Linked DNA regions of Homo sapiens: region 1 is linked to region 2. Evidence: chromatin loops called from intact Hi-C (ENCODE). Cell type or tissue: K562. All regions are shown on one strand. Links, peaks and the distances in the headings refer to the core of each region. The heading gives the core; the rest is flanking DNA.

Evidence for each region. A loop is a pair of places that touch in the nucleus more often than their neighbours do. Peaks named below come from ENCODE experiments on the same cell type or tissue, not always from the same donor. Only the 100,000 strongest peaks of a DNase experiment are listed, where the experiment ranks them.
Region 1: it touches region 2 in a loop (2.3-fold over the local background); 5 of 110 quality-filtered maps call a loop at or near these places.

What each region holds. Positions count from the first base shown.
Region 1 is chr1:37,597,585-37,612,408 of GRCh38, reverse strand. RSPO1 (R-spondin 1) reads left to right here. Exons shown (of 7, transcript NM_001242908.2): 7 at 1-1,059. Among named protein-coding and RNA genes, the nearest start is that of GNL2, 9.1 kb to the right of the region's middle. RefSeq lists an enhancer at 8,887-9,181. In K562, for the core only: CTCF peaks have their summits at 7,027 and 9,095 (motif pointing left); DNase peaks (open chromatin) are centred at 6,978 and 9,098; H3K27me3 peaks cover 5,380 bases.
Region 2 is chr1:37,445,109-37,461,928 of GRCh38, reverse strand. LITATS1 (lncRNA induced by TGF-beta and antagonizes TGF-beta signaling 1) reads left to right here. Exons shown (of 3, transcript NR_038842.1): 2 at 5,470-5,562; 3 at 6,017-7,050. Among named protein-coding and RNA genes, the nearest start is that of LITATS1, 21 kb to the left of the region's middle. RefSeq lists enhancers at 6,090-6,611, 6,612-7,133, 5,982-7,181, 9,179-9,969, 9,372-10,571. In K562, for the core only: a CTCF peak has its summit at 6,907 (motif pointing left); a DNase peak (open chromatin) is centred at 6,908; H3K4me3 peaks cover 258 bases; H3K27me3 peaks cover 3,922 bases.

The DNA of each region.
Region 1 (14,824 bases), core at 4,753-12,752, 150 kb before region 2:
TCCCAGCATCTGAGACCAAACTGCAGAGGGGAGCCTTCTGGAGAAGCTGCTGGGATCGGACCAGCCACTGTGGCAGATGGGAGCCAAGCTTGAGGACTGCTGGTGACCTGGGAAGAAACCTTCTTCCCATCCTGTTCAGCACTCCCAGCTGTGTGACTTTATCGTTGGAGAGTATTGTTACCCTTCCAGGATACATATCAGGGTTAACCTGACTTTGAAAACTGCTTAAAGGTTTATTTCAAATTAAAACAAAAAAATCAACGACAGCAGTAGACACAGGCACCACATTCCTTTGCAGGGTGTGAGGGTTTGGCGAGGTATGCGTAGGAGCAAGAAGGGACAGGGAATTTCAAGAGACCCCAAATAGCCTGCTCAGTAGAGGGTCATGCAGACAAGGAAGAAAACTTAGGGGCTGCTCTGACGGTGGTAAACAGGCTGTCTATATCCTTGTTACTCAGAGCATGGCCCGGCAGCAGTGTTGTCACAGGGCAGCTTGTTAGGAATGAGAATCTCAGGTCTCATTCCAGACCTGGTGAGCCAGAGTCTAAATTTTAAGATTCCTGATGATTGGCATGTTACCCAAATTTGAGAAGTGCTGCTGTAATTCCCCTTAAAGGACGGGAGAAAGGGCCCCGGCCATCTTGCAGCAGGAGGGATTCTGGTCAGCTATAAAGGAGGACTTTCCATCTGGGAGAGGCAGAATCTATATACTGAAGGGCTAGTGGCACTGCCAGGGGAAGGGAGTGCGTAGGCTTCCAGTGATGGTTGGGGACAATCCTGCCCAAAGGCAGGGCAGTGGATGGAATAACTCCTTGTGGCATTCTGAAGTGTGTGCCAGGCTCTGGACTAGGTGCTAGGTTTCCAGGGAGGAGCCAAACACGGGCCTTGCTCTTGTGGAGCTTAGAGGTTGGTGGGGAAGAAAATAGGCATGCACCAAGGAATTGTACAAACACATATATAACTACAAAAGGATGGTGCCAAGGGCAGGTGACCACTGGCATCTATGCTTAGCTATGAAAGTGAATAAAGCAGAATAAAAATAAAATACTTTCTCTCAGGGAGGTGTCTCAGAGGATGTGATATTTGAGCCTAACTCTGAAGGATGGGTAGAAGGATTTAAGACAGACTGCTGCTGTCCAGTAGAAATATGTGAGCCACATATTTAATTTAACATTTTTGGGCCGGGCGCGGTGGCTCATGCCTGTAACCCTAGCACTTTGGGAGGCTGAGGTGGGCAGATCACGAGGTCAGGAGTTCAAGACCAGCCTGACCAACGTGGTGAAACCCCGTCTCTACTAAAAATACAAAAATTAGCCGGGTGTGGTGGTGTGCACCTGTAATCCCAGCTACTCGGAGGCTGAGGCAGGAGAATCACTTGAACCCGGGAGGTGGAGGCTGCAGTGAGCCGAGATCACACCACTGCACTCCAGCCTGGGCAAAAGAGTGAGACTGTCTCAAAAAAAAAAAAAAAAAAAAAAATGCCAGGCAGGGTGGCTCACGCCTGTAATCCCAACACTTTGGGAGGCAAAGACAGGAGGATCACTTGAGCCCAGGAGTTTGAGACCAGCCTGGTGTGCAAAACAAAATTAAGTAATAAAAAAAGAAAATGTTTTTCTAGTAGCCACAGTATAAAAAGGAATGAGGTGAAATTAATTTTAATTACATCTGTTATTTAACCATATATATGCAAAGTATTATCTTTTTTTTTTCCTCATAGAGATGAGGTCTCACTATGCTGCCCAGTCTGGTCTTGAACCCCTAGGCTGAAGCGATCCTCTTGCCTCGGCTTCCCAAAGTGCTGGGATTATAGGCATGAGCCACTGCATCTGGCCCCAAAGTATTATCTTTTTAACATGCAATCAAGGTAAAAAATTATTAGTGAGATCTTTTACTTTTTTAAAACTAAGTGTTCAATGTTCCATGTGTATTTTTACACTCACAGCATATCTTAATTTGGATGCTAAATTTTCAGCAGAAATACCTGATCTGTAATTACATGGCATAAAAACTAAAGTTGAAAAAGAAGATACACATACCCAAGTTGTTTTGAGAATACTTACCAGTTTTTCTGTAACTGAATGATGTATGTTTTTAAATTTTAAATTTAGCCAATTAAAATTAAATAACATTAGCAATTCAGTTCTTCAGTTGCACTAGCCATATTTCAAGTGCTCAATAACCACATGTGGTGAGCGGCTACCATGTTGGACAGCACAGTTCTACAGACATGCATATGCAATTGTCCTGTGACAGAAAATAGTTTGGCCAAGGAACTGAAAGAAAGCCAGTATAGCTGGAAGGTCTCGAGGGCAAATGAGTTCAGATGATTCTAGAAAGATTGCCTGGAGTTGGCCCTTTATTCTCAGAGCCAAAGGAGGCTACTGAAGGGTTTTAAGCAGTAGGCCAAAACAAGCAGATTTGCATTTTGCAAAGATCATTTTGTCTGTAGCTTGAAAGACAGATTAGGGAGGGGTTGCTTAGGAGGCTGTTGCTGTCATCTAGGTGAGAGATGTTGGAGATTTGAACTAGGGTGGTGGCAGTGGAAATGGAGAGAAGTGAGCAAAATCAAAAGGTATTTGGGGCATAAAGTTGACAGAATTTGGTGATGCATTGGATGTGGAAGAGGGGAGAGACGGGGAGGAGTTATCAAGGATGAAATCTCTTTTTCTGACTCAAACACCCAGACAGATGACAGTGCTGTGTTCTGAGGTGGGAAACCTGCGAGGAAGACCAGTTTGGGAGAAGAAGGAAGAACATAAATCTGCTTTCGACCACGTTGAGTTTGTAGTACCTCTGAGACATCCTGGTAAAGATGGTGAGCAGACATTGCTTAGACATAAACACAAGTTTAGTTGTACAGGCGGAGTTTGGGATGGAATGTAAACTGGTGTACAGAAGGCAATTGAGGCTGTGGGTTTGGAAGAGCTCAACTGAAAAGACAGCACTGGTTGAAGAGAGGAGTCTGGGCCCAGCTCTAATATAAAGTCCCTCTAAATATAAAGATCAGATCACAAACGGTGAGTTAAAGAAGGAGCAGGCAAGAGGAAACCCAGGGGAATATCAGGTCCCAGAAGCTAGCAAGAAGGAGGGAGAGATCAAGCAAAAGAGGACTGGAAAGTGACCATTGGACTCAGCAACGTGTGCCAACAGAAGCTTAGCAGCAGTGTTTGGGGAGGGTGATGGAAACAGACAATTCCTTAGCTGTGAAAAAGAGGAAGAGAAATAGGACAGGAGCTAGAAAGAAATATGAGTCAAGAGAGACCTTTTTTCTTTAGATGGGAAAGACTTGATGGTATTTAAAACCTTCTGGGAGGGGTGCACTTAAGAGAAAGCAGTTGAGTACACAGGCAAGAGAAGGGGAAATCAGTAGTGGAAGGTTCCATGGGGAGGGATGGCTCTGCAAGAGCAAGGAGAGAGTGATGCAGGTGCGGGAAGCCTGGGAGGTGAGGAAGGTGGGGGATTTCATGTCTGTGCACCTGCAGGTCTTGTCCCGTCTACACCTGTGATCTTCACTGCCAGTCACAGACCGCCCACAGCCAGCTCCAGCCCCTCTTCACTCACTCTTTACCTTGTCTCCTCTCCTTGACCCTGGCTGTGTTTTTGCAAGTCTCTCTGTGCCATCCATCTTCCATCTCTGTGTTCCCTCTGCCTTTGCCCCTCTCTGCGTCTCTAACTCTGTCTTCTCGGTCCCTCTTTTTGTCACCCTGACCTTCTCTGTTCCCACTTCAGCCTCTGACTCTATTTTTGTGCACCATTGATTCTCTTTGTCCTTCTGTTTCTCACTTTGGGGCATCAATCCTCAGTCCCAGTATGTCTTGGCTGTCTTTGTCTCTGATTTGTCCCTGACCCTTAGGCTCTTGCTCCTCAAAGTGTGGCCATGGACCAGCGATCTTGGCCTCATCTGGAAGCTGCTAAAAATACAGAATCTCTGGCCTTACCCAGACCTAAAGAATCTGATTCTGCCTTGTAAGAAGATCCCTTAGTAAATTTGTGCAGATATTTAACAATTTGAGAAGCACTGTCATAAGCTTTCCTCTACACCAACATCAAAGCAGAAATCCAGAATCTTAGCAACATCAAAGAATGAGCTGGATCCTCCTGTATCTCCTGCCATCAACTCTGTGATGCTCTGAGCCATCCCGCTTCTCTGCATCGCATCTTTGAGCCACCTAAAGCTGCTCTTGAGGCCCTAGGCAGCTAAGATAAGGAACACAGTATGGGTTTCAGGAAGTCCTGAATCCACTGATGTACACCCCACACTTGAGCTTCTACATCTGCAGAATTACTGGCAAGATCATCTGATACTGATACACTGGGTGCTTTCAGATGCGATCCCAGTACATTCCTAAAAAACAATTAGCCCCACCTGGACCTACTCCTGTCTCACTCTGTCCTGTCTTTAGCTGGAGAGGGGTGTGTGTTTCAAAACCTGCTCACAACCCTAGAAGCAGCCCACCTGAGGCAGAGACCATAAGGGCTGAGAGCAGCCCAGAGTTGGTCCAGACATCACACCTTGTGCTTTTTAGGATGACTGAGTGCTGGAGAGAGGGAATCTATGTCAAGATATGGAGCTGCCTAACCCTATTCCCAGGTTTAGGCAACAACAGCACATGATTGTATGTAGTTGTTACGTGCCCACATTGTTATTTGGAAAATGTTAGCTTTTTCCTCTACGGGGCCACAGATTTGCCCAGACTAACACATTTCTGGCCACCGTACACAGTTCCAGCTCTGGTATGTTTCAGATCAAATCTCCAGAGTGTAGATTTGTTTTCCATTTCAATATTTTGGGTGATGGGGTTGTGTTTTCCGGATTTGTTTACTTAAGTGGGGATTTTTTTCTTTCTGGTTTGTTTGGTTTGGTGTAGGAGGACTGAGAGGGAATTTAGGAAAAGGGTCAGCTTCTTGGGCTCTATTACAAGTCCCTGATGCAGGGCCAGCAACCCAGGTGCTGGCTTTTCGCGTCTCACTTCTCCAGCTGTGGTCCAGACCAGATTTAAATGGGCAACAGGTGGAAACCCAAGTGAACAGTGATAAGGTGGGAGGAAAACAATCAGAGGGAACAGGTTTCATTTTTAAGGACTAAATGGATTCATTGCAAAAGGTCTGGAATACTGTCTAGTACTGCCAGTAAAAGTGAGCCAGAACAAAAGCCTAGTTATAGGGGAGTAGAGAAGATCTGAAGATTAGGTCCTCAGGGGTTGCTGAGACGTGAGCATACCAGGGTTGGGTGCACCTGCTTTGGTGTGGCGCACCTTCTGGCTCTCCCAAGAGAAAGCCAACACACGGGGAACAATAAACAGGTTTTGGCTGGAGGCTTGGTTGAAGCTCCTTTAGCATCAAGAATGTGAGGCCGGGCGTGGCGGCTCATGCCTCTAATCCCAGCACTTTGGGAGGCTGAGGCAGGAGGACAGCTTGAGGCCAGGAGTTCAAGACCAGTCTGGGCAACATACTGAGACCCTGTCTCTACAAAAAGACAGAGAGAGAGTGACCTGCACTAAATAGACCCTTGGGTGAGCTGGCATGGATGGGGACAGTGGGAGAGTTCGTAAATCTGGGCCCCTTCCTTTCTCCGTCACCGCTAGCCTACCAGGTTCTTGGTGACGAGAGACCCAGGCCAGTGGCTAGAGAAGGTGTCTTGGGTTCTGCCCTAGAGCCTTCCAGAACTTAAGTAGGAAATTGCGAAACAGGGCTACATTTTGAAAGAGAAAGTATGTGAAAAATGGTTCCTCCCTCGCTTGTTCGCTCTCCCGGAGCTTGGTGCAGGGAGGTGGGTGAGATGGATTCCTGGCTGGACTCAGTCTGGTGTGGGAAAGAGGCAGAACTGAGTCCTTAGGGGCCTCTCAGGCCAGGTCTCTGCAGCTGTCAGCCTTCGGTTATTGATCCTTGTTATTGGGATGCACTTTTTCCATCTGTTGAGCATCAGCCTGGTCCATGTAGAAGGCCAGCTCCTTCCTCTGGCTGAGTTTTGTCTCCTAAAAGTCCAGCTTCTGAGGGCTCCCTCTGCAACCCAATATGTACCATGGACTGCTGATTAAATACTTGGAATGTCTTCAGGGTGAGCCAGGCCTGTCCATAAAATGGGAGGCATTTTGGCAGTTCCAAGGCCCCTGGCACCCAGTCTTGGCCCTCGCCTGGCTGTCTTCTTCAAGGAGCTGCGGTGGGCCTCCCGCCAGAATGCTTCCCTGGGAAACATCGAAGTGAGTTAAAGTCAACAATGAGTTCATCTCCAAAAGGAATAAACTGGCAGCCTTCAGGGCAGGGGAACAGAAGCGGGGAGTAGGGGAGGGACAGGGACTTGGGGGCAGAAGAGGGGGATAGGTGATGCTGCAACAGCCAGGTCAGATCCAAGCCTGTCAAATGAGCTGGCAGCGCAAGGAACAAAGGAACTGGCTTTCCTGGGCCAGTCCTGGAAGGCTCGCTTGGCAAATGTGTGACGATGAGGGTGTCACAATCCCAGGGACCATGGAAAGTATTCTCCTAAGGATTTGGAACTGGAGCAGGACACTGAGATGGGAAGAGGCTGTGGCGGTTGGGTGGGTGAGGCAGTGAGCTGTGGCCCTGCTGACCCAAGCCTGCCCCATGGGGATGTCAGGATGGCCATTCAGGCAGTTGAACTCCACTGTCTCATCTTGGAGGACTTGAAGAGGGAGGACTCGGTGCTGAGGCCAAGTGACTAGCAGGCTCATGATGACAGAACTCAACATTTTAATCTGATCATCGTTCCCATCAGATTTATCTCTGAGGGCTTTACATATGGATAATGGTTCCCGATTTGAGCCAGTGTCTCGTTGCTACACTCCTTGCTGCCTGGGGCATGAGGAAACCACACCCTAAAGGGTATTGGACTGCCCTTGGCGCACCTTGGGCCTCAGGAGCCAATGGCGCGGCAAGCCCAATGTGAGCACTGCCCTGGGTTGGGCCTGAAGCTGGAGCCACCTCTTTGTGGGCCCCAGAGTAGAAACTCAGCCTGCCCAGCTACCTCCAGGGCTGGGCTCAGCGTGGAGGAGTGCAGCAGCGCCTCCCTACTTTGGACAGAAAAGTCTGATAAAAAGCTGCCTGTTCCAGGTTGAGATACACATAACCCGTCTGGCTCAGACTTCGGATATGCCCCAGGGGCTTGCAGACTCTGGCAACAATTGCCTTGAATATATACTTGGCCTTTCTCCCAAGGGCAGGACCATTGCTGATAGACTGTGCTTGATTTCTCTCATGCCCGCACATTCATTCTCACAAGGTATTTTACTGTACGAGGTATTTGCCTACCACACATAGTTACAATTCTTTTCCCACCACCAAACCAACAAAACGTCCACAGACATTGCACCTCAATTTTTCACAAACACATTTTCATCGCATTCCCATGGTTTACCCTTCTGTTTCCCTCTTTTTTTCTCCCACTTTTTTCAAACCTGTTTCACCCTTCTGATCCTCCTGATCTCTCTCCATGCTGGCTGACTGGCTTCTCTGCTCTCCCAGACGGCCTGTAGCACCCCATCGGTCACTCTCCTTTCTCTTCCTTTTTTTTGCTTTCCTTTGGCTGTGTAGCCACAGGTTCTTCACAGCCATGGCTTGCCCAGTCCATATTTTTCCTGTATATTTGACCAATTGCATTTGTCTTTTGGTATCACAAGCTAGATGTTTGTTGATTGAATGAATGAAGTGGTCCCTCTTGGATGGGTATGTTCTTATATTAGCCCTGGAGATGATAATTATTGATGGTGCTTACTCATTTTTCCTTCTAGGAGGCAAAATGAGGCCAGCATCAAAGTTCAGTGGAGCACCAGGCCAAAAGCAATGCAATCTCGATCTTTCTGTCATTTGGCCACAACTGTTGATGACGACCCAGATTTCCAGGCCCATCTCCTGCCACCCCCATCCCCTGCCCCATCTACTCTTCTACTCAGAATTACTCACTGTGCCCAATACAAATACACATTCAAGTTCCCATGCCTTCGTCTATGCTGTTCCCTCCACCTAAAATGTGTTTCTCCCTGCTTTCATCTGTAGACCTTCTACTCATATTTCATACCTAGATGGAATTACCCTTCCTCTGTGAAGGAGGCCCCTCCCCAGTAGCTGCTCCTCCTGTATGTTTCTATGGACTATTTCACCTTTATGACATCCATGTCTGTGTCCCATAGCCTAAGGTTAGCTCCTGAGAGCAGAGACTGTGGGATGTATTATTGCATTCCTGTTCTTTCCCAAGTCTCTTGAGGCTGTGGGTACAGTTGGAAATACTCTCATAGTGCTTACACTATGCGCATACACATAATGCTTACAGTACTACACATCGACACAGTGCTTACACTATTCTAAGCCTTTTACTTGCATTGCTTCATTTAACCCTCAACACAGCCCTGTGAGGTGGATACCATTATTAGGCCGATTTTACAGATGAGGAAACTGAGACACAAAGAGGTAAAAGGATGTGACCAAGGACACACAGCTAATAAATAAATGAGGTCAGAATTGGACCGCAGGTAGTCTGGCTCAGCTACCACTTAGCTATTTGAAAACCTGCATTTTCCATGTGCTTTTCCATACCTTAGTACCATGATATGCAGCCTGGTGAGTGTCTCATTTATTGGCAGGAGGGGATTCTGAGGGTTGGATCATATGTGCTTACAAATAACGCTATAGGGCCTGCAAGGACATCCATCCACCCCTGCCTTGCCTCTTGAGCCCCTCATCAGCATGCATTGCTCACAAAGCTACTCAAGACCACCTGCCAGTGTGTGCCCCCATGCCCCACTGCAGGGGCTGCCTCCAACACAGTTGAAGCTGCCCACCCTGGGTGTAGCCCCTAGAGACCACGGTGCACCAGAACCATGCCGGGCAAGTGGACCATCTCCTCTACTTTCTGTTGTGCTTTGCTTCAAGGTCACCAAAGTTGCTTTCACAAAGACTGCGGACAAAGGAGCCCTTTGGATTTCTGCCTGAAGCTCCCTTCTCCTTTGGCCTCAGGAAAAAAAAAAAAAAAGTCCTGGAGCTCAGTTAGGGGACTGACAGGTCAGTGCTGCTCCCCTGAGACTTGCTTTTGCCCTCTAGCACCGGCTCTCTCTCCGTGAATTTTAAACCTCTGCAGAGAGCCCCCTGCTGGTCTATGAAAGCATCAGCTACATCAGGTGAGGAGTGGACCCTCGTTTGAATCCCCAGGGCAGAAAAAATGAAATATACCTCTATAGTGGGATGGGCAATGTTCACTCTCAGAGAGCAATGGCAAATAAATAGTCATTGAATGGTCAATTCCCTGTCTCTTCAATGATCAGAACACATACCAGTGCCCTAGCACAGGGGGTTGTAGGCAAGTGTTTTCTGTAAAGGGCCAGGTAGTAAATATTTTAGGCTTCACAGGCCATATGTGGTCTGTCGTGGCTACTCATCTCTGCCTTTGTAGTGCAAAATCAGCCATAGACCATATGTAAACAAATAGTGTGGCTGTGAACCAATAAAACTTTATTTATGAACCCAGAAGTTTGAATTTCATATAATTTTCACATGTTACAAAATACTATTCTTATTTTGAATTTGGTCGGTCATTTAATAACATAAAGACCATTCTTAGCTTTTGGGCCACATAAAAACAGCAACTGGTGGGATTTGGCCTGTGGGCTGTAATTTGCCTACCCCTGCACTCAGAGATAAGCTACTTGGTTTGGTTCATGCCTTTTCTTGACGTAGGAGAGTGGGGAGGACACAGCAAAACCTGAGTCCCCAGGTCCTGGGCACAGTGACTGGGCATCTTGGGGATTTCCCTAGCTCTAGCTAGAAGCAAAACTGACAACTTTAAAGTCTCTCAGATAGACTTTTAAAGCATCTAGAAGGGGCTAGGTGCAGTGGTTCATGCCTGTAATCCCAGCACTTTGGGAAGCTGAGGTAGGTGGATCATTTGAGGTCAGGAGTTTGAGACCAGCTTGGCCAACATGGTGAAACCCTGTCACTACGGAAAATACAAAAATCAGCTGGGCATGGTGACAGGCACCTGTAATCCCAGCTACTCAGGAGGCTGAGGCAGGAGAATTGCTTGAACCTGGGAGGCAGAGGTTGCAGTGAGCCAAGATCGCATTACTGTGCTCCAGCCTGGATGACAGAGTGAGACTCCGTCTCAAAACAAACAAACAAACAAATGACAACAACAAAAAACCATCTGGCAGGGCGTGGTGGCTCATGCCTGTAATCCCAGCACTTTGGGAGGCCGAGGTGGGCAGATCACGAGGTCAGGAGATCGAGACCATCCTGGCTAACATGGTGAAACCCCGTCTCTACTAAAAATACAAAAAATTAGCCAGGCGTAGTGGCGGGCGCCTGTAGTCCCAGCTACTCGGGAGGCTGAGGCAGGAGAATGGCGTGAACCCGGGAGGCCGAGGTTGCAGTGAGCCGAGATTGTGCCACTGCACTGCAGCCTGGGTGACAGAGCCAGACTCTGTCTCAAAACAAAACAAAACAAAACAAAACAAAAACATCTAGAAGATTCCTCCAAACTGGGTTAAAAAGTGAGTAGGAAGGATTGCTTTTCCCAAAGATGAGGGAGTGATAGACTTATCTTTTTCTAACTGGGGCTCTAAAAAAGGAAACATAGCTAAAGGTTTTGACTAGTTCTTCCTCTGCTGCTTGAGAAGATATTCACCCTGACTTTCTTCCATACCTTTGCCTGAATCTCTATTTTAGAAATAAGATTTTGTTCCTAGTCTAGACAGAAGAGCAAGAGGGATGGAGGAGGTCAAGGAAAATCTCAGTGTCTTGCTGGGCAGAGGATGCCCTTAGGGCAAGACTGAACTTCTGACAGACAGAGCTCCACTGATCTGTTGGTTTTAGATGGGAAGTTAACTTTTCAGATTCTTTAACATGACATTATTCTACTGGAAACAAACCAAGGGACCTGGATAAAGTTTTTAAAAAGTGTTTTCTTAAAGAAAAAGGAGGGAGGTAGGCAGGAGAGAAGGGAGTAAAGAATTACACAAAGATTTGGTCTAACGGCTTCAAAATCAAAAGGATCCCTGGACAGATAGATATTGAGTGTAATAGGAAACACACTGATCCTGGGGAGATGACTTAATATAGGCCCTCCAGCCTCCTCAGAGCTTAAACAATTACCTACAATTTGGAATTATACTTTAAATTCCCACATCAATGTGTGTTCTGGATCCACTTCTCAGGACACGGCCAGCAGTCTTGAGTTATCTAAACCATGCTGAAAATTAGAGGCCATTAATAGCATCTCATAAAAGTGCTTCTCAGATTTTCTTGAGCAGAATATGCCGAAGACCACAAGGGATTTGGTGATAGGAAGGAGCGAAATGCTTCTAGTTATTTTTCCAAAGCTTAATCTGGGGATCTTTTTGAAGAGCTCCTACCCAGCAGTGAGATGCATGCCAAGACTAATACGACTGTTTTTCCCACTTAGAAGTGGTGACCATGAAGAAAAGTTTCTTGGGGTTCCCAGAGGTGAGTCTCCTAGCCATTTTTACAGGTAGCAAGCCCACTAGTTTGCTATATCCTTGTCCAAGAATTTCCCAGACACCCTAGACTGAAAACTGAGGGTAACTTGGCCTATGAAGCTCTAAGTTAATACACTTTTCTTTTCTTTTCCTTTTTTTTTTTTTTTTTTTTTTTTTGTGGCAGGGTCTCACTGTGTCGCCCAGGCTGGAGTGCACTGGTGTAAATCTTGACTCACTGCAACCTCTGCCTCTCAAGCTCAAGCAATTCTTGTGCCTCAGCCTCCCTAGTAGCTGGGTTTACAGGCGTGTGCCACCACGCCCGGTTAATTTTTGTATTTTTAGTAGAGATGGGGTTTCACCATGTTGGCCAGGCCGATCTTGAACTCCTGACCTCAGATGATCTGCCTGCCTTGGCCTCCCAAAGTGCTGAGATTACAGGCATGAGCCACCACGCCCGGCCGAACTTTACTTTTCTGATACTTGAATTTGCTTGTAAAACTGTTGAGGTTGTATAACCAAGGACTCACTTTTTTGTTTTCTATCAGTGAAACAAAACAACAAAATCCTGAAGATGTATATTCTGAGCCTTTCTCTGTTCTTCCAGAGTCCCAGAACCTAGCATTTGGGGACTAGGACTGTTTCACATTGGGCAGCGGCCATTCCAGGGGCCCAACTCTTGGCCTCAGCAGGCACGGGTCAATGCTTCATGGGCTTGCCAGAGGAGAGACACAAGAGGCCCCAAAAGAGCAGCTTCTGCTAGCAGTTCAACTGGGAAGTACAACTCAACAAGCCGGCACTAATTAAGAGCTAATGGCCTTACAAATGAGCATTGCCAAAGGATAACGACCCTCCGGCTGCAGCATAAATATCAAGGCATTTGGGGCAGAGCCAAGATATATATTTTCAGAGTGCATTAGACACTGCAGCAGCCTTCCTCACCCTGGCTCTGCTAAGAAGAACAAGATGATTTAAGATAGGTAGGAAAGAAGCTTGATCTTCCAGGGCTGCCTTCTGGTCAGCAGGTCAGAAAGCCTCCGAGTGACTCTTGGAAAAGACTTCACTTTTGTATATACAAGAATCACTTGAGGAGCTTGCTAAAATGTAGATTCTCTTGGCCCCACCCCCAAGATGGTCTGATTTTGGAAGCTCTGGGATAAAACCCAGAAATCTGCATTTTTGTTTTATTTTATTTTATTTTTGAGACAGGATCTCACTCTGTCACCCAGGCTGGAGTGCAGTGGCACGATCTCACTGCAGGCTCCACTTCCCAGGCTCAAGAGATTCTCCAGCTTCAGCCTCCCAAGTACCTGGGACTACAGGTTTGAGCCACCACGCCTGGCTAATTTTTGTATGTTTTGTAGAAACAAAGTTTTACCATGTCACCCAGGCTGATCTCGAACTCCTGCGCTCAAGCGATCCACCTGCCTCTGCTTCCCAAAGTGCTGGGATTCCAGGCATGAGCCACCATGCCCAGCATTTTAAAACAGATCCCCCAAGTGATTCTGATGCTTGTGGTTCTCAGACCACACTTTAAAAAATGTTGCTTTAGAAGCTGCTGCTATTTGCCCATTAGACCCCAGTGATAAACTTTTTACAGAATGAAGATAAAAGTGAGGTCAGGGCCCGGCACACTGGCTCATGCCTATAATCCCAGCACTTTGGGAGACTGAGGCAAGTGGATCACCTGAGGTCATGAGTTCAAGACCAGCCTGGCCAACATGGCGAAACCCCATCTCTACTGAAAATACAACAATTAGCTGGGTGTCCTGGTGGGTGCCTGCAATCCCAGCTACTCGGGAGGCTGAGGCAGGAGAATTGCTTGAACTGATGAGGCAGAGGTTGCAGTGAGCTGAGATCGTGCCATTGCACTCCAGCCTGGGTGACAGAGCAAGACTCTATCTGAAAAAAAAAAAAAAAAAAAAAAAAGTAAGGTCAGGATTGTCTGCTTCCTGTGAAGACACCAGTCCAGAACATGGCATTTCCAGCCAGTCTCCATCCATTAAGGTCTTCTCATTCACACAAACCTGTGGTTACCAGGAGCAACATTTGAGGGGATGAGTAGCTCACCTTGGATTTTGAGAAAAATAGAAAGCATCCCTGGCCGGTGCAGTGGCTCATGCCTGTAATCCCAGCACTTTGGGAGACCGAGGCGGGAAGATCTCGAGGTCAGGAAATTGAGACCAGCCTGGCCAACATGGCGAAACCCCGTCTCTACTAAAAACACAAAAATTAGCTGGGCATGGTGGTGCGTGCCTGTAATCCCAGCTACTTGGGAGGCTGAGGCATGAGAATAGCTTGAATCTAGGAGGCAGAGTTTGCAGTGAGCTGAGATCATGCCACTGCACTCCAGCCTGGTGAAAGGGCAAGACTCCATCTCAAAAAAAAAAAAAAAAAAAAGAAGAAAAATAGAAAGCATCCCATCTGCATGATGTGTACCATGTCTGCGATGCTTTCATATACTGTAACTCATATGATCTTATTGCAGTCTTTCAGAGTAGTTAAGCTATTGCATCTGTTTTAAAGCTGAGGAACTGTAGACCTGGAGGTGTATCTTGCCTCTGCTAGTTGGCATGACATCAGAAAAGAGAGTGAAAAATAGTCACTGCATTACAATGCGGCAAGCAGGGCAGGCAAATCAAACCAGTAACTTAAGCTTGACTTACCTTGATCAGGCTTTTTATCTGCTGGTAGAATTGAAGTTGGTTGTCGAGATCGGCAAATATTGTTGTAAAAGGATTGATGGGTCAGATTATAAAAATAGATGGAAAGTTTGTAAGATAAATGCAAGCAGAGTATGAGAACAGGAGAGAAACAACCCACCATATCATCTGGGAAAATGAAACTCCTTGGCAAGACTTCACAACAGCCTGATTCAAAATTTCATAATGAAATTATGTCTCTGATCAAAGCCTGAATGAGCTCATAGGCTGATTTTTGCCATCCGTGTTTATTCTGGTTTGCACCAACTTGAGGCATCAGAAACACATTAACTGAATCTTCTCTCTGGGAGGAGGCTATGGTATCCTTGTTTTGGGGATCAGAGGGACAGTGTGGGGTGGAAGGGGGCATCTTCACTGATCATGAAGTTTTTTCCAAATAGCTCTCAGAGCTTCCCTAACACAGGTCACAGTCAGGGCCTTCCCAGCAGAGCTGCATTTAATCTCATGATACTTGCCCTTGGGGCAATAAAAGCGAAGCTTGAGGGACAGAAGGTATTTCCAGCTCTAGCCTATGACATGGCCTGCTTTTGCTCTAAAGAGAATGTTTTGGGGTTTGTTTCAAACTCAGAGAAATAAAGACTCAATCATCCCCTGCTCAATTAGAATACCTCACTTTATAACAAATTGTTTGTTTTTATGAAATGAGCTACACTGCATGAATCC
Region 2 (16,820 bases), core at 3,897-11,896:
CAAACTGGGTGGCTTAAGCAACAAATCTATTGTCTCAGTTCTGGAGGCTGGGAACCCAAGGTCAAGATGTCAGCAGAATTGGTTCCTTCCGAGGGCTGTAAGGAAGAACCTGTTCCATGCCTCTCCCACGGCTTCTGGTGGTTTGCTGGCATTCGTTGGCATTCTTTGGCTTGGAGAAACATCACCCCAATGTTTACCTTGATGTTCACATGGTGTTTTTCCTGTGTATATGTCTATGTCCAAATTTCTTGTTCTCATAAGGACTCGTCATATTGTATGACCTCATCTGAATGAATTACATCTGCAATGACCCTATTTCTAAATAAGGTCACATTCTGAGGTACTGGGGCATAGGACCTGAACATACGAATTTTTGGGGATGCAATTCAGCCTATAACAAAGGGTATATAACCATTTACTTTTAGAAAAATATTGCTAAATACCCTCTTCATAGAAATTGTACCATCGGCTGGGTGCAGTGGCTTACGCCTGCAATCCTAGCACTTTGGGTGGCTGAGGTGTGCAGATTGCTTGAGCCTGTGAGTTCAAGACCAGCCTGGGCAACATGGTGAAACCCTGTCTCTACGAAAAAAGAAAAAAAAAAAAGCTGGGTGCGGTGATGTACATCTGTAGTCCCAGCTACTTGGGAGGCTGAGGTGGAAGGATCGATTGAGCCTGGGAGGCGGAGGCTGTAGTGAACCATGATCACACCACTGCACGGCAGGCTGAGTGACAGAGTGAGACCAAGAAGAAAGAAATTGTACTGTTACCTTCCCAACAGCCTTGCCAACACAGTGGGCCATCACACATTTTGATTTTTGCCAGGCTGGTAGGTGGAAAATGGTGTCTCATTGTATTCCAACGTGCATTCCATTTATAAGTGTGGATGAGAGTTCTCTTATATATTTAAGACCAATTTGCCTTGTTTTTGCATCCAGTTGTTTACATCATTTGCTTCTTTTTCTTTCTTTCTTTTTTCTTTTTTTTTTCGAGATGTAGTCTCGCTCTGTCGCCTAGTCTGGAGTGCAATGGCGTGATCTTGGCTCACTGCAACCTCCGCCTCCTGGGTTCAAGCAATTCTCCTGCCTCAGCCTCCCGAGTAGCTGAGATTACAGGTGCCCACTGACACTCCCAGCTAATTTTTTGTATTTTTAGTAGAGATGGCGTTTCCCTATGTTGGCCAGACTGGTCTCGAACACCTGACCTCATGATCTGCCTCCCTCCGCCTCCCAGAGTGCTGGGATAACAGGCGTGAGCCACTGTGTTTGGTCTCATTTGCTTATTTTTCCATTAAATTATTGGTCTTTTATCCTTATTGATTTGTAGAAGCTCTTTAAGTGTAAAAGAAATTAGCTGTCTGTGATATGTTTCCGATGTTTCTTTTCCTGTTAGTCAATTGTTATTTGACTTTGTATAAGAATTTCTTTTTTCTTTTTCCTTTTTTTTTGGAGACAGGGTCTTGCTCTGTTGCCCAGGCTGGAGTGCAATGGTGTGGTTCCAGCTCACTGCAGCCTCAATTTCCTGGCTCAAGCGATCCTCCCACCTCAGCCTCCCAAGTAGCTGGGACTATAGGCACACACCACTAGGCCCAGCTAATTTTTGTATTGTTTGTAGAGATGGGGTTTCATCATGTTGTCCAGGCTGGTCTCAAACTCCTGGGCTCAAGCAATCTGCCCACCTCGGCCTCCCAAAGTGCTGGAATTACAGGTGTAAACCATCATTCTCACCTTTTGTTTTTTTTTTTAACCAGGAAAAAATGTTCAATTTTTTTGTATACAAACATCATTTTCTTTTATGGTTTTGGGCTTTTCTGTGATATTTAATAAGGTCTTTTCTTGCCGGGCACGGTGGCTCACACCTGTAATCTCAACACTTTGGGAGGCCAAGGCGAGTGGATCACCTGAGGTCAGGAGTTCAAGACCAGCCTGACCAACATGGAGAAACCCCGTCTCTACTAAAATACAAAATTAGCTGTGTGTGGTGGCATATGCCTGTAATCCCTGCTACTCGGGAGGCTGAGGCAGGAGAATCACTTGAACCCGGGAGGTGGAGGTTGCGGTAAGCTGAGATCACACCATTGCACTTTAGCCTGGGCAACAAACGCAAATCTCCATCTCAAAACAAACAAACGATGAACAAAACAGAAGGTCTTCTCTATGATTATGATACATATTCTCTTATTTTGTTAAATGCACTTACGGTTTCATTTTTATGTGTAATTTTGACCCACTGAAATTTATTTTGGCATAAGGTAAAAGGTAGGAACCTGGCTGGGCGCAGGGGCTCATGCCTGTAATCCCAGCACTTTGGGAGGCCGAGGCGGGTGGATGACAAGGTCAGGAGATTGAGACCATTCTGGCTAACACGGTGAAACCTCGTCTCTACTAAAAATACAAAAATTAGCCAGGCATGGTGGTGGGCGCCTGTAGTCCCAGCTACTTGGGAGGTTGTGGCATGAGAATTGCTTGTGCCTGGGAGGCAGAGGTTGCAGTGAGCCGAGATCTGACCACTGCACCCCAGCCTGGGTGACAGAGTGAGACTCTGTCTTAAAAAAAAAAAAAGGCTGGGCATGGTGGCTCTCACCTGCTGTAATCCCAGCACTTTGGGAAGCCGAGGCGGGTGGATCATGAGGTCAGGAGATCGAGACCATCCTGGCTAACATGGTGAAACGCCATCTCTACTGAAAATACAGAAAAATTAGCCTGGCTTGGTGGTGGGTGCCTGTAGTCCCAGCTACTTGGGAGGCTGAGGCAGGAAAATGGCATGAACCCAGGAGGCAGAGGCAGAGCTTGCAGTGAGCCGAGATCGTGCCACTGCACTCCAGCCTGGGTGACAGAGCAAGACTCCATCTCAAAAAAAAAAAAAAAAAGACATGTATTCCATGGGAAAACTCTTTGAAAACGTTGGGCTTCATCTAAGGCAAGCTTGTCCAACAAGCTTGGCCCAGGACAGCTTTGAATGCAGCCCAACACAAATTTGTAAATTTTCTTAAAACATTATGAGACTTGTGTGTGTGTGTGCATGTGTGCGTGTGTTTAGCTCATCAGCTATCATTAGTGTTAATGTATTTTATGTGTGGCCCAAGACAATCCAGTTCTCCCAGTGTGGCCCAGGGAAGCCAAAAGATTGGACACCCCTGATCTAAGGGGTTGAGTCCTAACCACGCTACCTCCCAGTGCTGCCACCTTGAGTAACTTGCTTCACCTGTGTCACATTTCCCTTCAGTTTTAAAATGGGGGTAATAACGGGAAGCTTTTGTAAGGCCTCAAGCTTCTGTAGTTTGGAGGGCTCTCTTACAAATTCCAAAAGGGAAACACTTCCCCTGCAGGGTCTGGGAAGGGCCCCTGCAAGTGAGAGGACCTGAAGGTTTAAATGTCCTCAGCATCACTGAAAACCCACCTTTGATCATGGTATCTACTTAATAGGGCCCTGGGGAGTACGGAATGTGTCTTAAGTATCTGGCATCTAGTATGAGTGTGGTGAGTCCATTCCCAGACTACAAACTCAGGTGTGCAGGGAACATCACTCCCCCCAACCACATGCTTCTGTTTTTTTTTTTTTTTTTTTTTTGAGACAGAGTCTTTCTCTGTCACCCAGGCTGGAGCGTAGTGGCGCAGTCTCGGCTCACTGCAATCTCCACTTCCCAGGTTTATGTGATTCTCCTGCCACAGCCTCCCAAGTAGCTGGGATTACAGGCACCTGCCACCATACCCAGCTGATTTTTGTATTTTTAGTAGAGACGGGGTTTCACCGTGTTGGCCAGGCTGGTCTCAAACTCCTGACCTCAGGTGATCCGCCCGCCTCGGCCTCCCAAAGTGCTGGGATTACAAGCATGAGCCACTGTGCCCGACCCCATGCTTCCTTTTAATTAGGAACATCACTTCCTTTACATGCCACAACCTACCTGAAGTTTTGACGCCAAGCCCCCACTTTCACTGAGCTGGCAAACACGCTCCTTTGAGTCACTCTTGAAGTTTTAAGTGCACCTTGCTCTGAAGCAGAGTCAAGACCTGGGAGTGAGGGGAAAGATTTGTTGTCCCTTGGTTGTCTGTTCATCCCGATCATGGCTGAGGCATCTAATGTCCCTTTCTGAAGGTGGCCTCATATCTTCAGCCCTCCACTGCTTCTGAGCCGTGCATGGGACTTGGGGATCTACGAGGGGCCCAAGGAGTGCCATGTAGCACTCCTGCTTGTGAGGACAGCTCTGTTGGTGGGTCTGCCGGCTCTATTCTAGGTCACATCAGAGATCTTCCCGAGAATAACCCATGCTGGCTAAAGCATCGGATTGGGTGCAGTCAGAATTGAGGTCAAATCCTGCAAAACCTGTTTTCCTCATCTGCAGAATGGAGAAGATGCTAACAATACCTCCCTCATCGAATTGGTGTGAAGAATTCAATGTCTTGGTGTTTGTAAAGGGCTTAGGATAGTGTCTGACATGTAGTCCATGGGATGTCTTGATGCAGGTCATCATCTCACCCTTGTTCATTATTGGATGGAGAAACCAGGGTCCCAGAGACACTGGCCGGCTGGGGCAAGATCACCACTCATTCCTATCAACAGCTGGGTTAAAGGTGCAGAAGACATGCTTATTCGATTTGCAGGTGACCCAAAACTAGATGCAGTGGCTGGTATTTTAAATGACCAAACAAGAGCCCAAAATCCCCTAAAGCGGATGAGATGATGGACTAACCCCTCTACGGATGGATGTAAAATTAAAATTTTTTGCATGAAAGAGATTTTGGCTGAAGGTTCATTGCACATTGAGATGGTTGCCCCAAATGATTGTGGTCTCAGGCTGAGTCTGTAGAGGTACAGGTTGACGATGAGGGAGGTGATAGCTGGAGGGTTGTGCTCAACTCTGGTTGTCGTACATTTGAGGAGACAGGGAGAGACCAGAGTCCAGTTTGTGGAGGGTAAAGGTTAGTGAGGAACTGGGGATACTGATCTTGCAGAAGAGAAGACTCAAAAGGGCAGAGGCAGGAACAGTGGTATAACCCTGCCTGGCTCCAAGGGCAGAACTGGCACCCATGGAGATAACAGGGGCCTGAGAACCAGCTCTGTGGCTATCAGAACTTTCCCACAGTGAATCAGAGTGCCTTCAGAGGTGGTGAGCTCCCCATCACCAATGGTATGCAAGCAGAGTGAGGAAAGGATTCCTGTTTCCAGCTCTCAGATGGTTTTATCAACAGCAAAAAAACTAGACCCTACTGATAAAAATTTCTGTTGGCTATATATACACATATAGTTAACAAATATGTAATCCATATTTCCCCTATTTTAAGGTTTATTTTATTTTATTTTTGAGACAGGGTCTCACTCTGTCACGCAGGCTAAAGTGTAGTGCAGGATCTTGGCTCACAGCAGCCTCTACCTCCCGGTTTAAGCCATTCTCCCACCTCAGCCTCCTGAGTAGCTGGGACTACAGGCTCCTGCCACTACACACCTGGCTAATTTTTGTATTTTTTGTAGAGACGAAGTTTCGCCATGTTGCCCAGGCTGATCTCAAGCTCTTGGGCTCAAGCAATCCACCTGCCTTGGCCTCCCGAAGTGCTGGGATTACAGGTATGAGTCACCACGCCCAGCATACTTTAAGAAAATGAATATTATAGAAATTGGGACTAATTTACAATCAATGCGTAGGTTTACTGTATCCTTCCTTCCTGAAAAGTTGTTATTTGAATCAAAATGAAGTATATGATTGAGCAGGTTTTTCTGACACTCTGTTTTTCATCTTTCAATCTGTTTTTCACTTTTGTCATTAGAATGTATGTCTTGAATTTAAAAACAAAGTATCTAAATAAATAACAAATATTTTAAAAATCCAGCCTTCTTAGTGAAGCCACACTCAATCTATTGAATACATCTTCTGCTGACATTCCACCTTGTCGCCGCCATCTTGGCCTCTGAAATAGAATGGAGACCGGCTATTAAACCAGTTTTTAGCAAATTCGGAGCAGCAGGTTCTTGGCTGGGGGAAAAAAATTCCACTTATCAAGAGATGTTTATTCCTTCAAAGGGTGAGAACCTACTTCTTCATAAAGAGAATTTGGAGGGAGCTTTTTGTTCTGCGGGGACAACATCTGGATTTGAATACATCCATGCTCAAAAGGAGATTTCTCATAATGGACCCAACTGAAAGCACTCAGAGTACAAGGACCGGTGAGCTTTCAAAAGGAGACACTTCGGGAGACTCGCCAGGGGCCCTCGTATCCCCGGCAGCGCGAGTTTTGGAGGTCAGTGGAGGGCTCTCGCATCATGCATGTAACTTTCATACTCAAAAACTTACCTTCATCCTGCATCCCTCACCCCCCTGCAGAAACTTGGGGCTTGAATTCATTTAAAAACATTTGCGGTTTCAGAAGCCTTCTTTTTATTATGAAGCTGCCAAGGAGATCTTAGAATGAAAGGCATTTTTAGAGATGAGAAAGAAGGAAGCCAGGCCAAGGCTGGGCCGGCTCTCAGCCGTGGGTCTGTAAAGGTGACACGTGGGACATGGCCACCTGCAGACCCTGCAGGCGGCTGGGCAGAGGCACCCACAGGGACCTGGGTTTGAATCCCTGCTCTGCCAGTCATTTCCACAGCGATCTTGGGGGAAGTTGTGTAACCTCTGGGCCCTGCGACGCCCTTTCCTGGAGCCTGGAGCTGGAACGAAGCCCCTTGGAGCCCTGACATCAGAGGTGACGTTAGTCTTCGCAGGCAATGACTCGGCGGAATGTGATGCCACTCCCTAACCCGTGTCCGGACTGGCAGAGTGTGTGCCGCCTCCCACCAGGTGGTCTGGCTGCTTTGATGGATCTCCTAACTTCTCTGCACCCCAGAGCCCTCAGTGCTGGCCAGACCTTCACTCACTCCTGGGTGACAACCCCGTTCTCAGATAGTGGGTCCCACAGGCTGGCCTGTGGCGCCCCCTGCTGGTGACTGCAGGGAGAAGGATGCCCTAAGCCAAAGGAAGTCCTTCCTGGGGTCTAATCTCTACCTTTTGCATGATGAGGCAGCTGAGGTGGCTCGCTTTCTCCTCCACCCCAGAAAATAAAGTCATATGGAGTCCAAGCAGTTATTTTTCTCTGCTAGGCCAGTCCATCATAAGCCCCAAATGGAGGGGCCCCTGGAATGAGCCCTATGCAGGCCTTCTATGGACAAGGGCCCTTCAGGGAGTAGGGCTGTGGTGAGGATGGGGTGCATGTGTGTGGGCTCTCACCTGGGTGTGGGAAGATCAGAGGGACCCCACAGGTCAGTGTTTGCAGATGAAAAAATGAAGGTAGGAGCTGGGCACGGTGGCTCACGTCTGTAATCCCAGCACTTTGGGAGGCCAAGGCAGGTGGATCACGAGGTCAGGAGATCGAGACCATCCTGGCTAACATGGTGAAACCCCGTCTCTACTAAAAATACAAAAAGTTAGCCAGGTATGGTGGCGGGCTCCTGTAGTCCCAGCTACTAGGGAGGCTGAGGCAGGAGAATGGCGTGAATCTGGGAGGCGGAGCTTGCAGTGAGCCGAGATCGCGCCACCGCACTTCAGCCTGGGCTACTGAGCAAGACTCCATCTCAAAAAAAAAAAAAAAAAAAAAAAGAAGGTAGGAAGCTTCAGCCTGAAGGTAAAGTTTTGGGGCAGCTCCAACCCACTGCCCTCCTGGGACCGGTTTTATCAGCGTTTCCCTGTAATTGGTGAAAGGCCTTCAGTTAGCCATTTCTCTGAAGATTAGAGAAAGCAAGAGAGATGTGAGTTAAACACAAGGCGGGACTTCTCAATGATGGGGGATGTCAGACCTCAGAAAGGGGAGCAAAGGAACCTTCCCACTGAGGGCAGCCTCCAGTGAGGTGGGGTCCAGGCCAGGCGGGTGAGATGGCCCTCAACACTGTCCATCTGGAGGGGCCTGGGACTAGGTTGTAGTCTATGGGGGTCTCAGGATGGAAAGGCCTCTTGAGAGGCTCCTGGTGGCTGGGACTTTTGTGGATGGGATGGTGAGGACGGGCAGGGGGAGAGACTGAGGCCCAGAGGCATTGCCACCCCCATCCTCCCCCGCCTGGTAAACTCATCTTCCTGACTCATTGGCTTGCCTCCTCTGCGGACACTGCCTGGTCCCTGTGCAAGGTCACGTTGCTTGCCCTCCACGAGCTCCCGTCCTGCTGCTGAGCTCATGTTCTGTGATGGCAGCCTCTGTGTCCATCCTCCCTGCTGGACTGTGGGCTCCACACCGGCTGAGACCTGACTGTCTTGCTCCAGCCTGGCTCTAACTCCAGCACCTGGCACATCTAATCTTGCCTGGCATGTCCTGGTGCTCAGTGGCTTCAACTGAGAAGAGGCCCAGGGTCTTCCTTGGTCCAGCTAAGCCTGGCTTTAGAAAGGATTGGGGCAGACGTAGGGGAGGCAGAGCCCCAAGTCTTGATGGATGGGTGACCTGGGCACTCTGACTTTCTGCACAGGGCTACCCCTTTCCCCCATTGAGACACCCTCCTAACTCAGCTGTAGGCTCTGACACCCCACTTCTGGCTGGCTCTGGCTTCCCACACTGGAACCATCCCCTGCATGGCTGCCTTGCTTTGTCTGCCTGGGCTCTGACACCCATATCAGGCTGACCCCATAGGGGTGACAGCCCCTCACTGATTTGTACTCTGACACCCCTGGGCCAGCCTGCCTTCCCCAGTGGTCCCCCTCCTCACTCTGCTAGGAATCCTGCTGTGTTCATCCATGGTTCCCCCATTCCCTTGCTCTGCTGCACATAATAGTTTTAGGACTGAATTGTTGAGGAAGGAAAGGAGAGAGGAGGAACAGAACTCTGTTTTTGAAAAATTATTTTAACTGTGGACATTTTTGTGCGAGAAAAATTTTGGACAGAATACTAAATGGAGCTGCTCTGGTTGAAGAAAGAGTGAAAGAGAGGGAGAAAGAGAAGAGAATGGGAAAGGACAGACAGCAGAGAGGAGAGGGAGAGGGGAGAGAGAGGACAGGGGAGGGAAGAGGAGAGGGGAGGGGAGGGGAGAGATGAGGGGAGGGGAGGGGAGAGGAGAGGAGGAAGCCCTTCAATGCCCCTGGAGTCCTGCCCACTTGGTCCCACTCCCTCAGAACTCTCATCTGTCATTAAGCTCTTGGGGTTCCTAGGTGTGCAGTTTGGGGACCACCGGACAAGAATTCTGCCTCAAATAAAATGAGTGCCACTTAGCCGCTAAGATGTCTTCTCTGAGCTTTTCTGAGAAGCAGCCCTGGAGGCAGCGGGCTCACCACCTACCCTGAGTAGCTTCTGAGCCTGGCAGCAGTCACCTGGAGCTTGAGGGTAGCAGCTGCCTCTGCCTGGAGGAGGCATCTCTGAGCAGGGCCAGGGGGCCCTGGACAGGCATTGGAGGTGTCCTTCCGGGCCTGGTGGAAGTGGGCTAGGGGCTGTGAGTGAGAAGACTTCTATAGGCCGAGGCACTGGGTAGACACCTCACCCCCAGCCATCTGTGGACCCTTTGTGACCCTTTATGCTCCATCTCTGTCTCCCCCACAATCACCGGAGAAACAGGATCTGGGAATTCTGCCTTGGTGGCCGAAGCAGAAGTCACTGCCCTCCTAATGCCACTCATCGGACCACACAACACTTTCACCGCCAGTCCTTGTGTGATTTGATCTTTGCAAATCAGAGATAGTACTGTTAATAATTTCCCTGCAGGAAAGAGGAAGTTAAGGATATGAGGAATTGCCGTCAGGATCAGAGGTAAGGCCCGGAATCCCAACAGACTCCCATTCCCAGCACCTTCCGGGCACCCGCCTTCGAGGCCTTTCCCCTCCCTGCCGCTTTATAATGCTAATTGAGGGAATGAGTTTCCTTGGCCTGAGAGTGGGCTAGGGCTGGGGCTGGGACCCAGGGCTTAGGCAATCCCAAGGGTCTGGAAAGGAAAACAGGTCAGGAGTAGAACCCTTTCCCAACACCATGGGCCAGCTCCCAGGCCCCATCTTGGGCGTGGGGGATTTGGAGTAGGATGACCATATAATTAGTCATCCAGATTAGGATACGTTTGGGAATGAAAGGGAGTGTCATTAAAAGTTACCCTAGGGCGGCCGGGCGCGGAGGCTCACGCCTGTAATCCCAGCACTTTGGGAGGCTGAGGCAGGTGGATCCAGAGGTCAGCAGTTCGAGACCAGCCTGGCCAACATAGTGAAACCCCATCTCTACTAAAAATACAAAAATTAGGCTGGTGGCTCACGCCTGTAATCCCTGCACTTTGGGAGGCCGAGGCGGGTGGATCACCTGAGGTCAGGAGTTTGAGACCAGCCTGGCCAACATGATGAAACCCCATCTCTACCAAAAAATTAGCCTGATGTGGTGGCGGGTGCCTGTAATCCCAGCTACTCGGGAGGCTGAGGCAGGAGAATCGCTTAAACCCAGGAGGCAGAGGTTGCAGTGAGCCAAGATGGTGCCACTGCACTCCAGCCTGGGTGACAAGAAAAAAAGCTGGCATCGTGGTGTGCACCTGTAGTCCCAGCTACTCAGGAGGCTGAGGCAGGAGAATCGCTTGAATCCGGGAGGCAGAGGTTGTGGTGAGCCAAGATCGTGCCACTGCACTCCAGCCTGGGCAACAGAGCGAGATTCCATCTCAAAAAAAAAAAAAAAAAAAGTTACCCTAGGGCAATAGCTGAGAACCCCCACGAGGTCATTCTGTGATGGAACCCCTGCCCTGCCCTCCCCCTCCGCAGCTTCAGACCCCCACACCCTCTCCTGCTGCTGTGTCTCCAACTGATGCTGAAAGTAAAAGCCGCCACTCACTGGCCGGTTACCTGCCCAGCACTCCACAGAGCTTGTTTTTTGTGACCTTCATGACAGCTGTGAGTCTCATTTTATTGATAGAGACACTGAGGCCCAGAAGAAACTGGCCCAAGAACACACAGGTGGTGAGTGGTAGAGCTGGGATTTGAACCCAGGGAGGCTGGCTTTCCTTGGAAGGATTATACGAACATTTTAATTGGTTTGGCCCACAAGAATTGAATTGCGAAGGAATGAGGCTTCCCAAGCCTTTCATCAGACCGTCCGCAGTCTCTTGTAGCTGTCTTCAGCTCAGGGACATCATTAAAAGGAACTTTGCAGCTTGGGCAACAAGGTGAAATCCTTTCTCTACTAAAAAAAATTTTAAAAATTAGCCAGGCGTGGTGGCGCGAGCCTGTGGTCCCAGCTACTACTTTGGAGGCTAAGGTGGGAGGATCACCTGAGTCTGGGAGGCAGAGGTTGAAGTGAGCCGGAATCGTGCCACTGCACTCCAGCCTAGGCGACAGAGAAAGAACCTGTCTCCACAAAAATATTTAAAAATTACCTGGGCGTGTTGGCACGTGCCTATAGTCTCAGCTACTCAGGAGGCTGAAGTGGGAGAATTGCTTGAGCCCAGGAGTTTGAGGCTGTAGTGAGCCATGACACTCCAGCCTGAGTGATAGAGGGAGACTCCGTCAAAACCAAACAAAACACAAAACAAAACAAAAACCCAAAAAGGCCGGAGAGGTGGCTCACACCTGTAATCCCAGCACTTTGGGAGGCTGAGGTGGGAGGATTGCTTGAGCCTGGGAGTTCTAGACCAGCCTGGGCAACATAACGAGACCTTGTCTCTACAAAAAAACAAAAAAAACTAGCTGGGCATGGTGGCATATGCCTGTGATCCCAGCTACTTGGGGAGGGGTGCTGAGGTGGGAGAATCCCTTGAGGCCAGGAGGTCGAGGTTGCAGTCAGCTTTGATTGTGCCACTGCACTCCGGCCTGGGTGACAGAGCTAAACCCTGCCTCCTAAAAAAAGGAAGTGGGTGGCGGGTATGGGGGAGGGGGATGTGTGGGCAAGGGAAGGAGGGAGGTGCACTCAGCAGGGGCAATGTGTAAGGAGTATGCAATGGAAGGGAGGCAGCCGGATGTCATTAGTCAAAGTTAACATTTGTTATGGACCTACTGCATACCGGGCTCTATTTAAAGTGTTTTCAAGGTACTATTCTATTTAATCTTCATACCAACCCTATAAGCTGGGTTGTTTTACAGATCATCACTACGAAGAGCAAAACAGGCCACTTGCCCACCTTGACAGAGCTGGTAAGTGGCAGAGCCAGGACCATCCAGACGGCTCAGCTTCCAAGCCAGCAAGCCTCATCGCCATGCAGTTTGTCCCCAGGGAGGAAGGATGCTTCTGGTCCCAGGGTCCAGGATGCTCTACCCTCCTTCCTCTAGGATATCCAGGGGGCCAGCTTTAGTGAGAGGAGAGTGCATGGTCCAGCCTTCTGGGGGCACCCAGAGTGTCCCCTTCCACTCCCAGCTTCCCACTTCTGCTCCACTGTCTCCCTGCAGGAGGCTCTGGGAAGGCAGAGATGGAGCTGTGGTCCCCACCGCCTTCTGTGGCAGCTCACTTTCATTCATTTTCTTTAAATGCTTCTCACTCTCTGTTTTTAAATCTAATTTTTCAGCTTCTTTTTCATCTTCATTCAAGTTGCTTTAATGAAACGAAAATGTGTCTGTTTCCCTCTGCTGGAGCTGCCCGGGGAATTTCAATATAAAACAAACAAGTTGGCTTTTAAAATTAAAATTTTATGGGTGGCATTTCCTCATTTAATGGGTGGCACAAAAGAGTGGAGTAAAACCAATTAACATGGGGTTGAGACTCGGTGTTCAGAAAAACTAAACAACAGGAGCGCGGTGCGCCAGGAGCCAGGAGCAGTTCCAGCAGAGGCTGGGGAGGTGCGCGGGTGAGGCAGTTGTGGAGGCTCCCCCCACTCCCTGGCAGCTGTGTGCACCCAGGTCGGGCACTAGCACATACAGGGATGCCAGCCTCAGCTCCCCACCCAGCTCTACCCCCAGGACCCATGCCCAGGGGTTGGTGTGCACATCTACCTTGCACATTCAGATGGCAGGCGATAGTGGGGGCTGAGAATGTGGAGGGGCGGGGGAGGCTGCCTTGGAGCCCTGGGGTCCTGGACACTGTTGTCTGGAGAAGCATTAGGAAGTAGCTAAGGCCTCTGCCAGGGCCAGCATTCATTCGGATAGTTATCCTCTGACGCAATCTGAGTCCTACTCACGAGGGCCTCATCTTCATCATGGCTATGCCCCAGGGCCCAGACCGCACCAGGAGTGTGGCAAGTGCTGCATAGATGCTGGATACCTGGATGAATGACTTCATTCCGGCAAACAATACTAATGGAAATCCTGCTCTGCTGTGACTCCCTCAGGGTGGGTGTCACCCGGCATAGGGTGTGTTTGGGGTAGAAATGGTGAAGATACCACAGGAGATCTGAGGAGCAGGGGCATGCCTGGGTGGCGCTGCAGGGAGAGAATGGCTCTGTGGAACTGGCAAGGGCAGAGTGAACAGGGCTGGAGAAGAGGCAGTCCGGGCAAGGGCGGGGTGGGGAGGGAGCTGAGAAATTGAGGTGGCTGAATCTGGCCTGGAAGGAAGTAGGGGTAAGAAGATGAGTCTGGAGAGACCAGTCGGGGCTGGCTTGTGAAGAGTGGCAGGTTGCTTTGACTTCATCTCAGGGCAATGGGGACTTGCTGCAGGCTCAGAGCAAGGTGATGTGATTCCAGGTGGCTTCAGGGACACTGACTCTGGAGGCTGGTGGGAGGGAAAGGAGAGTCCCGCCAGGTGTGCTGGCATCCCTGCAGGCTGAGCTGAGTACTTCAGGCTGGTTGGTTAAGGTGAACTGTGGCTGCTGGGGGTGGGGAGGGAAGGCAGGGATGATGGTGGGGCCTTTCTCTGAGCTGGAGAGCCTGGAGGAGGAGCAGGTTGGGAAAGTGGAGGGGTTCAGTTGTGGCAACATCAGCAGCCCCCCAATATAGACCCAACTGTGCTAAGGATATAGGAAGGAGATTTCAGACTGGCAGTGACAACTAGATCCCATAAATATAGGGAGGGATATGGTGCCACAGCCCCCTAGGACTCCCGCCAGCCCCAGGAGCCTCCCAGGAATACAGGCCTCCCAGCTTCGGGGCAAAGGGCTCAGGCCACCTCTTTTGTTCCCTCCATCTCTTTCCTTCCCACACTGGCCCTTTCTGTCCCCCAGTGGGGCAGCGTTCTCCCCACCCTTTCTGTCCTCTGACCTTTCATTCTATGGGAAGGACCACTCTGGTTACAGGAACCCCCAGAGTGGCAAAAAGATGGAGGAGGCCAAGGGCATCACCTGCCCAATGTCAGGAGATTGAGCTGGTTGCCATGGCCACCGCCAGCATCCTTAGTCCTCCCCAGTCAGGCCTTCAGACCTGAAAATACACTCCCAGAGTCGTGCAGACTGTGGGCCCCGGGCTGACCTCCAGCAGGGGCATGGCCAGTGGGTGCCAGTACTAATGGAACTCCTGCTCTGCTTCGACTCCCTCGGGGTGTGTGTCACTCAGGAGGGTGTCTTTGAGGGAACATCTATGGTCAGAGGAAGAAGGGCTTCCTAATTCAGGTCTGTGCCGATCCATTCCTGTCAAAGTCCATCCAAGGTGTGTCAGACAACCCAGGTGATGGTCTCTCTGAGAGCAATCTGAGAACCTGTCTGAGTTCCTCTCTTTGAGGCCTGTTTGAAGGCCTACAGACTGTCTGGGTTGGCCCAAGGGCCAGTAGCACAAAACTAATATGGATGGCCGAAGGCCAAGGCTGGCACTGACCCTTCTCCCTTCATACAACAAAGAGTGAATCTGGCTAAGCTTGAAGTAGGTTCTTGTGGCCAGGGGGCTGGTGGAGTAGCTGGTGTTTTTCGTTTGATGATGGATTTTGTTTATTCCAGACCACAAAAAGTTGGCCAAAGCCCCCCTTCCCCCCCGACCATTTATCTGTACAGCTGGCTGGCTGACCTTGACATCTGGCAAAGGCAAAACACTTCTTGAAGACCTCACTGCCTGCCCACACCTCCCTGGGGAAAGAGACACAGTTGTGCCCTGTCTGAAATGGGCTTTTAAGTACGAATAGGGAATTCACCTGGTGAACAAGGTCAGGAAGAACAGTATTGACCGAGTGATACCAGTGAAGACACAGAAATTCAAAACAGTTCTCTGTGGGCCAAGAGAACAACTACATCAGTTTTTCTGGAGTCCAGAACTTGCAAGAGCTTGACATTCGAGTATCACATGAAATCACGTAAGAGAAAGGGTCTTACAAACTAGCATACTGCACAAAATGAGGGCTCACTGTTACCGCCCATCTCTCCTGTTTGTTATGGGAACCAAGTGAGTCGAGATGTGTGAAGTTGCGTTGTAAGCTGGAAGAGTGTTTATGAAAATGTTAATTAATACATTTAGAGAGTAGGTAGATTAAGTGTGAGAATGTGGAGATAGAACAGACAATTAAAATATCTGCTAATTTTTCTCTTGAATTCACATTTTAGGAAATGTTTATAAACTGAGAATTCTAATTACTTTTCTCCTTCACACCTCTTTTCAGATGAATACATTGTAAGAGAATTATAGTATCTGTTAAAAATATTGCCAATCCCAGTGTATCAGTTGGGACTCCTTACAGGGAAAGGAACAGGAGATCCACTGCAACTTGGATTAACCAGTAAAAGGAATGTGTGGTCCGTGTGATTTGGAAGTCTGGGGGTGTATTAGTCTTTTTTCACACTGCTGTAAAGATACTACCTGAGACTGGGTAATTTATAAACAAAAGAGGTTTAATTGACTTACAGTTCTGCATGGCTGGGGAGGCCTCAGGAGACTTACAATCATGGCGGAAGGTGAAGGAGAAGCAAGTACCCTTTTCACAAGATGGCAGGAGGGGGAAGGAGAGAGAGAGAGGAGAGAGGGAAGAGGGGAGGGAGAGAGAGAGGGAGAGAGACAGGGAGGTAAAGAGAAGGAGAGGCAGAGGGAGAGAGAGTGGGAGGGATCAAGGGGGAGAGAGGGAGAGAGATGGGGAGACTGGGAGAGTGGGAGAGTGGGAGACAGAGTGAGAGAGAGAATGAGCAGGGGAAACTGCCACTTTTAAACCATCAGATCTGGTGAGAACTCCCTCACTATCATGAGAACAGCATGGGGGAAACCACCCCTGTAATCCAATCACCTCCCACCAGTTCGTAATTGACACACAGGGATTACAATTAGAAACGAATTTTGGAGGCGGGGCGCGGTGGCTCACGCCTGTAATCCCAGCACTTTGGGAGGCTGAGGCGGGTGAATTACGAGGTCAGGAATTCGAGACCAGCCTGGCCAACATAGTGAAACCCCGTCTCTACTAAAAATACAAAAAAATTAGCCAGGTGTGGTGGCACATGCCTGTAGTCCCAGCTACTCGGGAGGCTGAGGCGGGATAATTGTGTGAACCTGGGAGGCAGAGGTTGCAGTGAGCTGAGATCATGCCTTTGCACTCCAGCCTGGGTGACAGAGTGACACTCTGTCTCAAAAAAAAAAAAAAAAAAGAAGAGCCGGGCGTGGTAGCTCACGCCTGTAATCCCAGCACTTTGGGAGGCTGAGGTGGGTGGATCACTTGAGGTCAGGAGTTCAAGACCAGCCTGGCCACCATGGTGAAATGCCACCTCTATTAAAAATACAAAAATTAGCCAGGTGTGGTGGCGTATGCCTGTAATCCCAGCTACTTGGGGGGCTGAGGCAGGAGAATCACCTGAACCAGGGAGGCAGAGGTTGTAGTGAGCTGAGATTATGCCATTGCACTCCAGCCTGGACAATAAGAGGGAAACTCTGTCTCAAAAAAAAAAAAAAAAAAAAAAAGTTTTGGGTGGGGACACGGCCAAACCATATCAATAGGTAAGACGAACTTCAAAGGGGATTTGATCCAGAGTTTGTTACTCAGGCTCAGGCTTGCTTCTCCTAGGCTTTTCCCTCTAAATCCTGGGAGAGAGAGAGAGGCTTCTCCTTGGCCAAAAATTCAGCACAATTCCTGAGCTGCACTTCTGATGGGTCT